Regions from separate parts of the Homo sapiens genome. Here region 2 is linked to region 1. Evidence: chromatin contacts called from ENCODE Hi-C or POLR2A ChIA-PET data. All regions are on one chromosome and are shown on one strand. Each heading gives the region's core, a stretch centred on a gene start or an enhancer-like site at or near the end of the contact. The rest is flanking DNA. Distances are from core to core; before and after follow the strand shown. Region 1 holds the start of PEDS1 (plasmanylethanolamine desaturase 1). Region 2 overlaps PTPN1 (protein tyrosine phosphatase non-receptor type 1).

Region 1 (6,772 bases), core at 1,096-3,595:
CCCTGGGGAGGCTCAGAATGCCTGGGAATGATTTGGGCTGTCTGAAAGTAGGTAGGGTTCACAGGAGCAGGCAGAGCTGGACACTAAAGAGGGAGGCCCTTGAATCCTTATCCCCAATTCCCAGGTGGGGAGTTTGAGGACCAGAGAGGTGAGGCGGATCCCCCACAGCAAAGGTCAGACTACTGTTAACAACAGGGAGGCGCCAGGCACAGTGGCTCACGCCTGTAATCCCAGCACTGTGGGAGGCCGAGGTGGGCGGATCACAAGGTCAAGAGATCGAGACCACCCTGGCTAACACAGTGAAACCCCATCTCTACTGAAAATACAGAAAATTAGCCGGGCATGGTGGCGGGCGCCTGTAGTCCCAGCTACTCAGGAGGCTGAGGCAGGAGAATGGCGTGAACCCGGGAGGAGGAGCTTGCAGTGAGCCGAGATCACGCCACTGCACTCCAGCCTGGGCAACAGAGTGAGACTCCATCTCAAAACAAATAAAACAAAACAAAACAAAAAACAACAAAAAAACCCACACAACAACAGGGAGTGCCTACTGAATGCCAGTGGACGATCTCATTTCCACTTCCTAACACGAAGGGGCAGATAAACTTTAACTTGCAAGGAAACCAAGGGGAAACAGAGACGGAAAGTGGCTTGGACCAGGTCATACAGCTGAATAACAGAGTCAGGATGTTAACCCTGGCCTACCCCCAGGAGAGCAGGAGGTTTTAAGTCCATAGGCTGGGTGTCTTGGGTATAGGCCTGAAGAAACCATAGCGGCATGGACCAGGTGCCCAAGTCAGGTGTGAAAAATCACATACAGAGAATGGAGTGGTCTAGGACCCAGTGAGGAAATGCAAATGGTCCGTGGCCATGCCGCCTTTTAAGGAAGAGACGGCATGGAACCCAGGCCAGTGAGGGCAGAAAGCTAAGGTGCTAGTGACCCCAGGCCCACTCCAGGCAAGGGCTGCATGTGGTGCTTGGTGGCTGCCCCACAGAAAAAGGAAGGATGTCAGGATATTTGACAAACAAAGCTTCATTCCATGGTGACACCCAGGTAGAGGTGCCTCCCAGTCACCTGAACCAGGAGTTCTCAAAGGCACTTCCTTAACTCCTGGGGATATAGGGCCCTCCTGAGGCCAAACAGTAAAATTCCTAGGGCTCACGTAGGAGTCACAAAAGTGGGTGTAGGGGGGGTGCTTGCTGGAGCATATACAGTGAGCAAAGCAGGAAGAAGCTAGGGAGAAACCGTGGCCTGAGGGAAAGGGACAGAGAGGGAGAGGTGAACTCCAACTTATGATCTGGTCTGGGGAATATGGGGGTTCCAGTCCCAAGTCCTAAGGAAGGGGCCAATACATGGATGTGAGGGAGGGGCAAGAGCTAGAGTTGGGGCTTATGTACAGGGGAGCTTACAGTGGGGTACATTCAGTCCCCTCACTGCCTGGGATCCAGGAATATGGGGCAAGGACTGATGCTCACCACTGGAGGGTTGGGGAGAGGATATCGGTCTGTAGCCACTGAAGCTATCACTAGGATGGGGTTTTGGGGGAAGGGTGTGGGGGGTACCGTGCAGCTGGAAGCCCCTGAGTTAGGGTTCCCTGGGCAGAGGGGCTGACATTCCCAGGTTAGGGAGGTGAGGTCATTGTTTGCAGCCCAGGGCCTGGGCTAGGGCACAGAGGAGGTACTAGGATGTAGATTCCAGATCTGGGGAACCCAGGATGAGGTGTGACTTTTAGGGGCCTGAGGGCAGTGCTTACAGCTGAAGGGCAGCTTTGGGCTTGGACCGGGTCCTGGGGGGATGAGGGGGTGGGGTTCTAAGTCTAGGAGCACTCTTCACAACCGAGAATGCCCCGGGGCTAGGATTCCGTATCTGCGGGTCCGATGGGAGCTCCGTTTGTCGCCCAGGGAGCTCATGGTAATTTCTTGATCTGGGGAGTGTCTCTGCAGCCAGGAAACCCCGGGGCCAAGGTTCTGGCTTGGGTTCGGAAGGGACACTGGGGTGGGGTCCCCGAACTTGCTATTTGCAAGTTAGACACCCGGGCTGGAGTTCCGCATCTGGGCCCGAGGTTGGGACTCCAGTCTGGGGTCGCTGTCCGCAGCCGGGGCTGGTGACCGCAGGCCTGGAGGGGGGCCCAGAGGTCTTACCTGGCGAGTAGAGCGCAGCCAGCTCGCGGGCCCCGGCGTGCTGCGCGCCCCAGCGGCAACAAGACGCCTCGTCCTCGTCCAGCTCCAGCTGCTGGCCCGGCCAGTTCTCGGCGCCCGCCATGGCCACTCGCCCGATCGGCCCGGTGCGCTCTGCTGGCGGCGGCGGCGGCAGGGCCGCGGAACCGCGGCGAGATCACGCCGCCCAATGACCGCCCAGCGCCGGGCGCGGCGGCGGCGCGGGCGGGGTCCTCGCCCGGCCGCGCGTCACAGCCAATCGGGGCTCGCGCCGGAGCCGCGCAGGCCAATCGGACGTCGCTGAGCCGCAGCCAACCGCCGCGAGCCGGAGGCTGGGACGCAGCTGGACGCAGCTGGGCGCGGAAGCTTGGGGCGGAGGCGCGTGCCCGCCTTCCCAGCTCAGCCCCGGCAGGGCTCCCGGCTCCAGCCCACTGGGAGCTCGCGGCGCGTCGCCGCCCAGCTAGGCTTCGGTTCACGGGCCCATGCAATGGGCCGAGGCAGGGCCCAGAAATGGGCATTTCTTGAGCCGGCAGCGTTAAGCGCCCACTGTGTGCAAGGAACGCGAGGGCAGGGCGCCGGGCTGGGGCCGAGGCCAGGAAGCATTTGGCGGGTGCTCTGTACGATGCTCCCTAGCGAGGCCGATGGAGAGTGGGCTGGTTTATCAAGCCCTACTGTGTGCAGAGGTTTCGGGTGCCATGTGTTCATCAGCTGTGTGCCAGCTCTGTGCTGTGCGCCCAAAGAGGAGAAACGTCGAGCCTGCCCCGCATCCTCCCCAGCTCATGTTCTCCCGGTGGCGAGGACAGTAAACTAATGAAAATGACAACTAGGGTCACTATGAGATTTGCTGAGCGCTTAATATCTGTCAGGTGCTGGACCAAGAGCTAGACGAGCAACATTTATTTGACTCTTAAACACCAATGGTATTGCCTCCTCAGAGAGCCCCACCACCACCACCCTGCTCAAAGGTGCCCCCTCCTCCAGTCACTGTGACATCACCCTGTTTTGTCTTCACAGCGCTTCTGGTGGGGATTGAGCTTGCAGTCCCTGTCTCTCCTATCAGAGAGCAAGCTCCTGAGGGCAGAGAACAGCTTTGTTTACAGCAGGGCCCCCGTGCCAGGATCGGGGCTGGAACATGGTAGAAGCTCAATAAATGCTTGATGAATGAATTAAGGCTCAGCCAGATGCGTCTAATACTTCGGCAGATAAATGACAGCAGCAGGGATTTACCCCAGGTCTAACCGACAACAAAGTATGCAATAATTTCTCATAGAAATTCCATACAGGCAGCCGGGCGCGGTGGCTCACGCCGGTAATCCCAGCACTTTGGGAGGCCAAGGCGGGCGGATCATGAGGTCAGGAGATCGAGACCATCCTGGCTAACACGGTGAAACCCCGTCTCTACTAAAAATACAAAAAATTAGCTGGGCGCGGTGGCGGGCGCCTGTAGTCCCAGCTACTCGGGAGGCTGAGACAGGAGAATGGCGTGAACCCGGGAGGCGGAGCTTGCAGTGAGCCGAGATCGCGCCACTGCACTCCAGCCTGGGCGACAGAGGGAGACTCCGTCTCAAAAAAAAAAAAAAAAAATTCCATACAGGCTGGACGCGGTGGCTCAGGCCTGTAATCCCAGCACTTTGGGAGGCCGAGGCCAGTGGATCACCTAAGGCCAGGAGTTTGAGACCAGCCTGGACAACATGGTAAAACCTTGTCTCTACTAAAAATACAAAAATTAGGCAAGCTACTTATCCCAGATACTTGGAAGGCTGAGGCAGGAGAATCACTTGAACCTGGGAGGTGGAGGTTGCAGTGAGCCGAGATGGCGCCACTGCACTCCAACCTGGGTGACAAGAGTGAGACTTGGTCTCAAAAAAAAAAAAAATCCATACAGTGAGATCACATAGGAGCCTCCCTAGAGGCTGTGGAAGGTCCTGAAAGGTGCTGGGGGAGCAGAGAGGGAAGGTAAGATCCCCTTCCAGAATCCAGGTTCTCTGAGGGTTTAAGTCCTGGATTCCTGCACTACCAGTCACCCCAGGGCTGTTTCCTGAGTGTTCCTACCATAGACAGCCACTGTCCCCACCCAGGCCTATGCTCCCTCCGTTTCTTTCCCACACCTGCTCCCAGGAAGGAAAAGCCACCTTCCAGTGGCAGGGATGGGTTGCAACCCAAGTCCTGGTGAATTCCGGTGAAGCTGGCTGGTTTTGCATCAGTATTAACAGCACAGTTAATCCAACAGTTGGATTTTTTAACCCAGGAGCTTAAGGCTTGGGTGGGGGGCGGCGGACGGGGGGGGGGGGGCGCGGTTGGTGGCTTTGGTGGGGGCTGGATGTCAGATTTCAGGTAAATACCTTCTAAAGCTCTCTGCTCGTATCCCACAGCCTCCAAACAGGGTAGGGTGGCTGGTTACTGCTGCTGTCCAGAGACCCTCACAGTGGCCAGCACCAGATGGTTGATGGACAGACTGCCTGAGATAACTCATTCCTTCATTCATTCACTGAACATGTTTATTAAACACCAACCTGTCCCAGGGAAACAGCAGGGAATGTGACAGAATCCCTGCTTTCTTGGGAGGTGGGGGTGAAGGTTAGGGAAGTCCTGTTTAAGAAGGTGACATTGGATCCAAGACCTAAAGGATATGGGGGAGACAGTTACTTAAAATGAGCTGGGAAGTCCCTTCCCTGTGGGGTTTTGAGTAGAGGAATGACATGATCTGACTTTTTTTTTTTTTTTTTTTTTTTTTTGAGACGGAGTCTCGCTCTGTCGCCCAGGCCGGACTGCGGACTGCAGTGGCGCAATCTCGGCTCACTGCAAGCTCCGCTTCCCGGGTTCACGCCATTCTCCTGCCTCAGCCTCCCGAGTAGCTGGGACTACAGGCGCCCGCCACCGCGCCCGGCTAATTTTTTGTATTTTTAGTAGAGACGGGGTTTCACCTTGTTAGCCAGGATGGTCTCGATCTCCTGACCTCATGATCCACCCGCCTCGGCCTCCCAAAGTGCTGGGATTACAGGCGTGAGCCACCGCGCCCGGCCGACTTTTTTTTTTTTTTGAGACGGAGTCTCACTCTGTCGCCAGGCTGGAGTGCAGTGGCACAATCTCGTCTCACTGCAACCTCTGCCCCCCGGGTTCAAGCGATCCTCCTGCCTCAGCATCCTGAGTAGCTGGGACTACAGGCACGCGCCACCACACCCAGCTAATTTTTGTATTTTTAGTAGAGACCGGGTTTCACCGTGTTGGCCAGGATGGTCTCGGTCTCTTGACCTCGTGATCTGCCCACCTCAGCCTTCCAAAGTGCTGGGATTACAGGCGTGAGCCACCCCACCCGCCTTTTTTTTTTTTTTTTTTTTTTGAGACAGGGTCTCACTCTGTCACCTGGGCTGGAGTGCAGCAGTGGCACAATCTTGGCTCACTGCAGCCTTGACTTCCCAGGCTTAAGGGATTCTCCCACCTCAGTCTCCCAAGTAGCTGGGACTACAGGTGCTCGCCACCATGCCTGGCTAACTTTTGTATTGTTGGTAGAGATGGGGTTTTGCCATGTTGCCCAGGCTGGTCTCAAACTCCTGGGCTAAAGCCATCCTCCCACCTCAGCTTCCCAAAGTGCTGGGATTATAGGCATGAGCCACTGTGCCCAGCCTATATCTTTTGTTTCATGAGATATAAATCTTTTTTTTTTTTTTTTTGAGACAGAGTCTCGCTCTGTCACCCAGGCTGGAGTGCAGTGGCGTGATCTCGGCTCACTGCAAACTTTGCCTTCCGGTTTCAAGCGATTCTCCTGCCTCAGCCTCCTGAGTAGCTGAAATTACAGGCGCCCACAATCCCTGGCTGATTTTTGTATTTTTAGTAGAGATGGGGTTTCACCATGTTGGCCAGGCTGGTCTCGAACTCCTGACCTCGTGATCCGTCCGTGTTGGCCTCCCAAAGTGCTGAGATTACAGGCATGAGCCACCATGCCCCACCAAGAGATATAAATTTCATACCTTTTAAAGTATAAAGTGAACCATATTAAATTCCGTGGTTTTTAGTATATTCACACAGTTGTGTAATCATCACGACTATCTAGTTCCAGAACATTTTAAGTACCCCCAAAAGAAACCCCATATCCATTAGCAGTTACTCCCTCACTTCCCTCTTTCCCCAGCCCCTGGTAACCATTAATCTACTTTCTGCTTCTAAGGACTTGCTTCTACTGGACATTTCAATATAATGGAATCATATAATCTATAATTATATGAAGCCTTTTTTGTCTGGCTTCTTTCACTTAGCATAATGTTTTCAAGGTTCATCCATGTTGTAGCACATGTCAGAACTGCACTTTTTTATTCTTCCAGTAGCTCAGATTACAGGCATGCGCCATCACGCCCAGCTAATTTTTTTGTATTTAGTAGAGACGGGGTTTCACCATGTTAGTCAGGCTGATTGTGAACTCCTGACCTCAGGTGATACACCTGCCTCGGCCTCCCAAAGTGCTGGGATTACAGGCATGCGCCACCGCGCCCGGCCACGTATATCTTTTTTGGAGAAATATCTATTAAAATCCTTTGCCTTGGCCGGATGTGGTGGCTCATGCCTGTAATCCCAGCTACTTGGGAGACTGAGGCAGGAGAATCATTTGATCCTGGGAGGCGAG
Region 2 (6,772 bases), core at 770-3,269, 420 kb after region 1:
AACTGGGGTCGAATCCTGGCCCCACCTTACTAGCTCATCACAGTGTCTCCGTTTCCTCTTCTGTCAAACTCAGGTTTTGCGAGGGTTCTGGGAGGTCCTATACGGGAAGGGTTAGCAGTTACCATGGGTGTGTAGCACGGGCTTTATCTGAAGGGAAGGTGGAGCCGTAGGGAGACCATGTGGAGTGGGGCTCCAGGGCTGTGTGGGTGGGGAGGGATCTGCTTCTGGGTTACCCCATGCCTCCCCTTCTCAAGTACTACTTTTTAATCATCATGGCTCCTGCCATTCATTTCATAGTTGATGTAAGCCAGGTGCGGTGGCTCACGTCTTTAATCCCAGCACTTGGGGAGGCTGAGGCCAGGAGGATCACTCGAGGCCAGGAGTTCAAGACCAGCTTGGGCAACATAGTGAGACCCCCGTCTCTACAAAAAAACAAAAACAGTTAGTCAGACATCGTGGTGCTCCCCTATAGTCCAGCTACTCAGGAGGCTGAGGCAGGAGGATTGCTTGTGCCCGGGAGTTCAAGGCTGCAGTGAGCTATGCTTGCACCACTGCACTCTAGCCTGGGTGACAGAGCAAGACCCTGTCTCAAAAATAAATAAATAAAAAAAATAGTAGAAGTAAGATCTAGAATGTAGCACAGGTTACCAGGACGTAGGCAAGGGGTTCGGGCTGCCTGGCTCTTGAGGATGGTAGCAGTGCAGCTGATGTGAGTGCTTTCTGCCCTCTGGTGGTGACCGCGCCGGAGTCACCAGCCCTGCCATAGCCCTGATGGGGCAGAGGGTTCTGAGTACGGTGGATGGAGGTGCTTTCTGGAAGATTCTCAGGAGTAACATGGGCAGTGTGTTGGAATGTGCTAGAGGATTTATGCAGTAGCCTTTTAAAAGAATGCTTTTTAGCATTTGCAAGCCTGACATTAAGAGTGACTTCTGGGAAACTATTTGCTTGTTGAGGGAAACTGAATTTCAACAGAGCAGAAGAGCTGTGCGCTTTTTGCTTGGCAGAGTGAATACAGCCAGCTCAGAGGTTTTGATGTTAGGATCTGTTTGCTCCAACAGACTTTGTTTTTAAAAGGCTTTTCTCAGCCATAGCTGTCTGTTCTAGCACAAGGCTGGAATGAGTTCCTTGTGAAAGAGGTGAGCAGGTGTGAGGGAGGGTGTCAGTGGGCGGTAACCCACACCTTCAAGGATTAAAGGAAAACTTGCATTTGGCATGCTTGCTTCTTATTCAATTTTAAAATACATTTTAACGGCCGGGCACGGTGGCTAACACCTGTAATCCCAGCACTTTGAGGGGCTGAGGTGGGTGGTTCACGAGGCCAGGGGTTCAAGACCAGCCTGGCCAAGATGGTGAAACCCCATCTCTACTAAAAATACAAAAAAAAAAAAAATTAGCCGGGCGTGGTGGCGGGCACCTGTAATCCCAGCTACTCGGGAGGCTGAGGCAGAGAATTGCTTGAACCCAGGAGGCGGAGGTTGCATTGAGCCGAGATCATGCCACTGCATTCCAGCCTGGGCGGCAGAGCAAGACTCTGTCTCAAAATAATAATAATAATTTTTTAAAAATACATTTTAAGTCCTTTTCTTCCCCACCTGCCTCCACCCACCAAATAGAAGAGGTATTTCTTCTTCTTTAATGTCATTAAGGTTATATGGATACCATTTTCTAGAGAGGAAAGAATGATGGAATTGCCTAGTGTGAGTCTAGCAATTATCCTAACATACACAAATTTCTCCTTGTTCTGTGCCAAGATACTGTATTTAATATTTAATGAACATTAAATATTATTTACTAGTGTATTTAATGGCTGAGGCAGGGTTAAATATGTATTATTTTCATCCCAGCAGAGTTGGGGGAGGTCCTAGTAACTATGCCATGAGCTCTGTGAGGGTGAGGTGGTGTCTTTGCCCCCGCCTCCCTGGCACAGTGACTGGCACATGATTGGCATAGTGTGGACATTCGTCAAGTGAAGGAAGGCATCATGAGCAGATCTCTGGCCTGAATCCTTCTGCCATCAGCTGCTCGCCAGGTGGCCCTGGCACTGGGCCACAGGGAAACTCTCCAGGCTGGTATGGTTCCTGTCTGTGGCTGTCTTCCCGGGCCCATGTTAGGAGACTTTCACTTCCAGAGCCCTTTCCCTCTCAGGGCCTTGCTTACCAAGTGACTGGTTCCCATTTACTAGGAGCTCTTAGGTCATTGAAGATGTTGCGTACTCCCCCCAGTGAGGGCTGCCTTTTGATCACAGCCGCCAGAAGCCTCAAGGAAGGAGCAGAGCTGGAAACAGACGCCAGGCCATTGCTTCTGTTCCTCTGGGGCAGACCCAGCCACGGAAGAGACATTCTGGGACAAGGGCTGGGGTCCACCTTTCAAACGTGTCTGCAGCAGGCTCTCAGCATGGACTCTCTGCCTCCAAACATCCACCTCCTCATCGGAAAATGGATGGGAGTGCCTGCCTGGAGCAGCTGGTGGGAGAGCGCAGCGCCAGCACGTAGGACACACTCGGTTCATGGGCTGATGCCGTTCGCATTGACTGCCTCTTCAGCTGGGTGTTGAGCCACACCTTGGAGTCACCAGTCTTTGGAGACCAAGTCTGCTACTTTTTTCTCTAAAGTGACAATCCTCTGAAACCTCCAGATCATCTTGAAGCCCCCGTCTGAAAGTTGCCCAGAGCCAGTGCCTCACCTGCTGTTCCTTGTTCACTTTTTCACGGGAGGCCTTGCAGGGCTTTATGACAAGATTTTATGGGTGGCTGCCCAGCATCATTGTGACTCGTGAGACAGAGAGAAACCAGTTGTAACCATGTAGACAGTGGAAGTGATAGGGAGAAAAGAGGTGAGGGGACTCTTCAATCCGAAGGGAAATGAAGTCTAAGCAGGCGCACCCTGCAGGTTCAGTGTCAAGCCCAGGGCCTGGCCCCAGGGTGTGGTATTTGTTGACTGGGTGTGTGGACCCTGGGAGAAAGTCTGAGAATGAATGTTCCTCTTAGAGGTAGAGAGTGGAAGGTGACTCTGTGTGTACTTGGAATTAGTGATTTCTGTACAGATGATTCTTTTAGAATCATCATGAGTATTTTTCTCTTTCAGACCCAAGAAACTCGAGAGATCTTACATTTCCACTATACCACATGGCCTGACTTTGGAGTCCCTGAATCACCAGCCTCATTCTTGAACTTTCTTTTCAAAGTCCGAGAGTCAGGGTCACTCAGCCCGGAGCACGGGCCCGTTGTGGTGCACTGCAGTGCAGGCATCGGCAGGTCTGGAACCTTCTGTCTGGCTGATACCTGCCTCTTGCTGGTAAGGAGGCCCTCGCGGGTGCCCTGGGGAGCTCCTCTACCTGCTCTGCTGTGATGTTTTTTCCTAAGTAGAAACTGAAGCGCTCCTCTTCCAAAATACAGAGACTCACTGTGTTAGTCTGTTTTTGCGTTACTAATAAAGGCGTACCTGAGACTCGGTAATTTGTAAAGAAAAGAGGTTTAACTGGCTCCCGGTTCTGCAGGCTGTACAAGCATGGCACCAGCATCTGCTCGGCTCCTGGGGAGGCCTCAGGGAGCTTCCAGTCATGGTGGAAGGTGAAGGGGAGCAGGAGCAAGAGATGGGGGAGGTCCCAGACTCTTAACCAGCTCTCTTGTGAATGCATTGCCTCAGGGAGGGCACCAAGCCTTTCATGAGGGACCTGTCCCCCTGACCCAGACACCTCCCACCCAGCCCCACCTCCAACACTAGGGATCACATTTCAGCATGAGATTGGGAGGGGACAGACATCTAACGGTGTTATTAACGTTGCCCTTGAGAATTGGACCTGGCTGACTTATATCTCCTCTCTGGCTTTCAGATGGACAAGAGGAAAGACCCTTCTTCCGTTGATATCAAGAAAGTGCTGTTAGAAATGAGGAAGTTTCGGATGGGGCTGATCCAGACAGCCGACCAGCTGCGCTTCTCCTACCTGGCTGTGATCGAAGGTGCCAAATTCATCATGGGGGACTCTTCCGTGCAGGTCAGCATTGCCTTTGTTTGAATCCAGGTGTGACCATTTTAACTTTTTTGTCTTTGAAGGAGGCTGTCAGTTGTAAAAGTTCAAACACCGTCTGGTGTCAGGGGAAATAGCTACCCTTCATGTTTAAAATAGCTAGAAAGTTGTCAAAATGTTCACCATGTTGCACTTTGTGCCTTTGAAGTGCTCACATAGAGAGCATTGATAGGAAGACGAGACTTTATTTTCAAAAGATTTCATCTTCCAAGTACATGGCTGCAGCCCTGAGAGGCCGAGAGCCCCTCGCCAAGCCGTCACCTCTGCTCATGCAAAGGGATTTCCTGACAAACCAGCCGAAGTGAACACTAATAGGACTTCCTCTTGCTGCTCTTTCAAGGATCAGTGGAAGGAGCTTTCCCACGAGGACCTGGAGCCCCCACCCGAGCATATCCCCCCACCTCCCCGGCCACCCAAACGAATCCTGGAGCCACACAATGGGAAATGCAGGGAGTTCTTCCCAAATCACCAGTGGGTGAAGGAAGAGACCCAGGAGGATAAAGACTGCCCCATCAAGGAAGAAAAAGGAAGCCCCTTAAATGCCGCACCCTACGGCATCGAAAGGTAATATGATTGGGTCCCAGCTTGTTGGGGTGAGGGGAAATGACTTTCTGTTCTAGAAACACACGCTGGTACTGAAACCCTGTGGATGCAGCCTCCTGTTGGCAAGCAGCGCTTCCGCATCCTTGGGGAACAGGGCGCGTGGACCACAGCCACTCCACTCCTGGCTGCTGGAGGTCCGGTATTGGGCACAGGGTGGCCGCAGGACATGAGCCACTTCTGTGGGCTTCTAGTGCCACCTTGTGGTGCTTGTTGGAATGAGGGGCTCGGAGCCACCGAGTAGGGTTTTTCTGCCCCCCCTGACGACAGCGCCCTCCCCCAGGTTTCCGGACAGTCCTGAAATGTGATGTCCAGGCTTGAGTGCCCTCAGTCCCCACAGTGGTCCTTTGGGGAATGTAACCTTTTTTATGTGGTCTTGATTAAATCCCATTTTACTTCCTTGCAGGTTAACAACCATTATTGAGTACCTATTGATATGTGTGGTGTACTGAGTTAACTAGAACATGTCCCCTGGTCTGTGTTCTAGACCATCTTGCTGGGAAAAAGGCAGACCCAAAGCATATTTTGGTGGGGGCCCATGGACAGTGATGTGATAGAGGTGTCCGCTGAGGTGGTCAGGGAAGGCTGCTTGCAGTAGGTGGCCGTGCACGGAAAGTTTGCAGAATGAGCAGGTGTTAGTTCCAGCTGGAGATGACTGCCGGCTGTGCCCTTGGTACCTGCTTTCTGGAGGGAAGTTTTAAGACGTGTGCATACTTGACCCAGCAGTTGTATACATGGAGAAATTTACTTTGCAGCAACTCTCAAAACAAGCGTGTAAAGATGTGTATAGGTAGTTGTGTTTGTTGTGGCATTGTTTGTAGTAGTGAAAAATTAGAGACAGGCCAATGATATAACCAGGGACCTGATCAATTATGTTCTCTCCCGGTGTTGGGATATTCTGTAGCTCTTAAAGAATGAGATCTGGGTGTACTGATGTGGCCAGACATTGCAATTGCAGTACATGAGAAGGCAAATCATACAGTAGTGTGTACACCAGTGAGTCCTCCAGCCAGATAAATCCTCACAGTGACCAGTCGCCCAGGCACCTTGTGAACCCTACCCTGGGTGTGGGTGCTATCTGAAGTACCTGGGGGAGGGGGTGACAAGTGGACTTCAGGCTGATGTGGGCCCTGGCCTGGCCCTCCCTCCAAGCAGAGGGGGCTGGCTCGCTGGAAGGTTAACATCATCCAACTCTGTCTACACGTGGCTTGTTTTTTCCTAGAATTCCTGCCACAATAGCAGCATCCTTGCCATTCATTTTCTCCAAAGTGAGTAACCCATCTCTGCCCTCTGATTCCTCAGCATGAGTCAAGACACTGAAGTTAGAAGTCGGGTCGTGGGGGGAAGTCTTCGAGGTGCCCAGGCTGCCTCCCCAGCCAAAGGGGAGCCGTCACTGCCCGAGAAGGACGAGGACCATGCACTGAGTTACTGGAAGCCCTTCCTGGTCAACATGTGCGTGGCTACGGTCCTCACGGCCGGCGCTTACCTCTGCTACAGGGTATGTTTCCACTGACAGACGCGCTGGCGAGATGCTCGTGTGCAGAGAGCACTGGCCGCTAGCCCGATGGTAGGATTCAGTTCTGTGGTGCATCTGAGCCAGTCTCAGAAGAAACAGATCAAAGGTTTTTAAAGTCTGGAACTGTGGAAGGGCTAACAAGAGAATTAAGGATCGATGCACTGGGGTTTTAAGGAGCCCTCTGGTCCCAAGAATATAAGAGTCTAATCTCAGGGCCTTAACCTATTCAGGAGTAAGTAGAGAAAATGCCAAATACGTCTGTTTCTCTCTCTCTTTTTTTTTTTATTCCTTTGTTTTTGGAAAAAAATAGAGTTACAACACATTGTTGTTTTTAACCTTTATAAAAAGCAGCTTTTTGTTATTTCTGGAACAAAAAAAAACAAAGTAGGCACTTATGAAACTTTCTCATACCCTTAGGTGATGTAATCAGCCATATAATTTATATTTGATTTCCCAGGGAAGGAATCCCAAACTTTTACGAATGTAAACTCCCTTGGAGAAGAGGGTTAGGACGCTGTTGCGCTCAAGCCCCCCTCAGCTGTGTGCACACTGAGCCAGGACAGGGTCTTTGAGCTTTCCCACTATAAGAAGAACAGCAACAAAAGGCCGTCTAGAAAAACAGAACCTGCC

What was found. Hi-C counts contacts between places; a loop is a spot of excess contacts on that map. ChIA-PET counts read pairs that join two places held with the same protein, here RNA polymerase II (POLR2A). Pooled maps may share reads with other maps.
Region 2: a pooled map shows a loop between it and region 1 (2.0-fold over the local background). The contact joins the enhancer-like site here to the promoter of PEDS1 in region 1. A Hi-C loop is called at or near these places in 5 of 50 pooled maps. POLR2A ChIA-PET finds 5 or more read pairs at or near these places in 3 of 52 experiments (CD8-positive, alpha-beta memory T cell, GM12878 and activated CD4-positive, alpha-beta T cell).

What each region holds. Positions count from the first base shown.
Region 1 is chr20:50,151,378-50,158,149 of GRCh38, forward strand. It overlaps PEDS1 (plasmanylethanolamine desaturase 1), which reads right to left and starts at 2,346. Exons shown (of 6, transcript NM_199129.4): 1 at 2,140-2,346. The coding sequence starts at 2,260. It overlaps PEDS1-UBE2V1 (PEDS1-UBE2V1 readthrough), which reads right to left and starts at 2,346. Exons shown (of 8, transcript NM_199203.3): 1 at 2,140-2,346. The coding sequence starts at 2,260. RefSeq lists a silencer at 2,100-2,779.
Region 2 is chr20:50,575,337-50,582,108 of GRCh38, forward strand. PTPN1 (protein tyrosine phosphatase non-receptor type 1) reads left to right here. Exons shown (of 10, transcript NM_002827.4): 6 at 3,084-3,293; 7 at 3,832-3,993; 8 at 4,367-4,590; 9 at 5,929-6,124. Among named protein-coding and RNA genes, the nearest start is that of MIR645, 7.1 kb to the right of the region's middle. Within about 2 kb of position 2,020, at least 14 of the 41 ENCODE cell types and tissues checked have a DNase peak (open chromatin) inside an H3K27ac peak, as active enhancers do.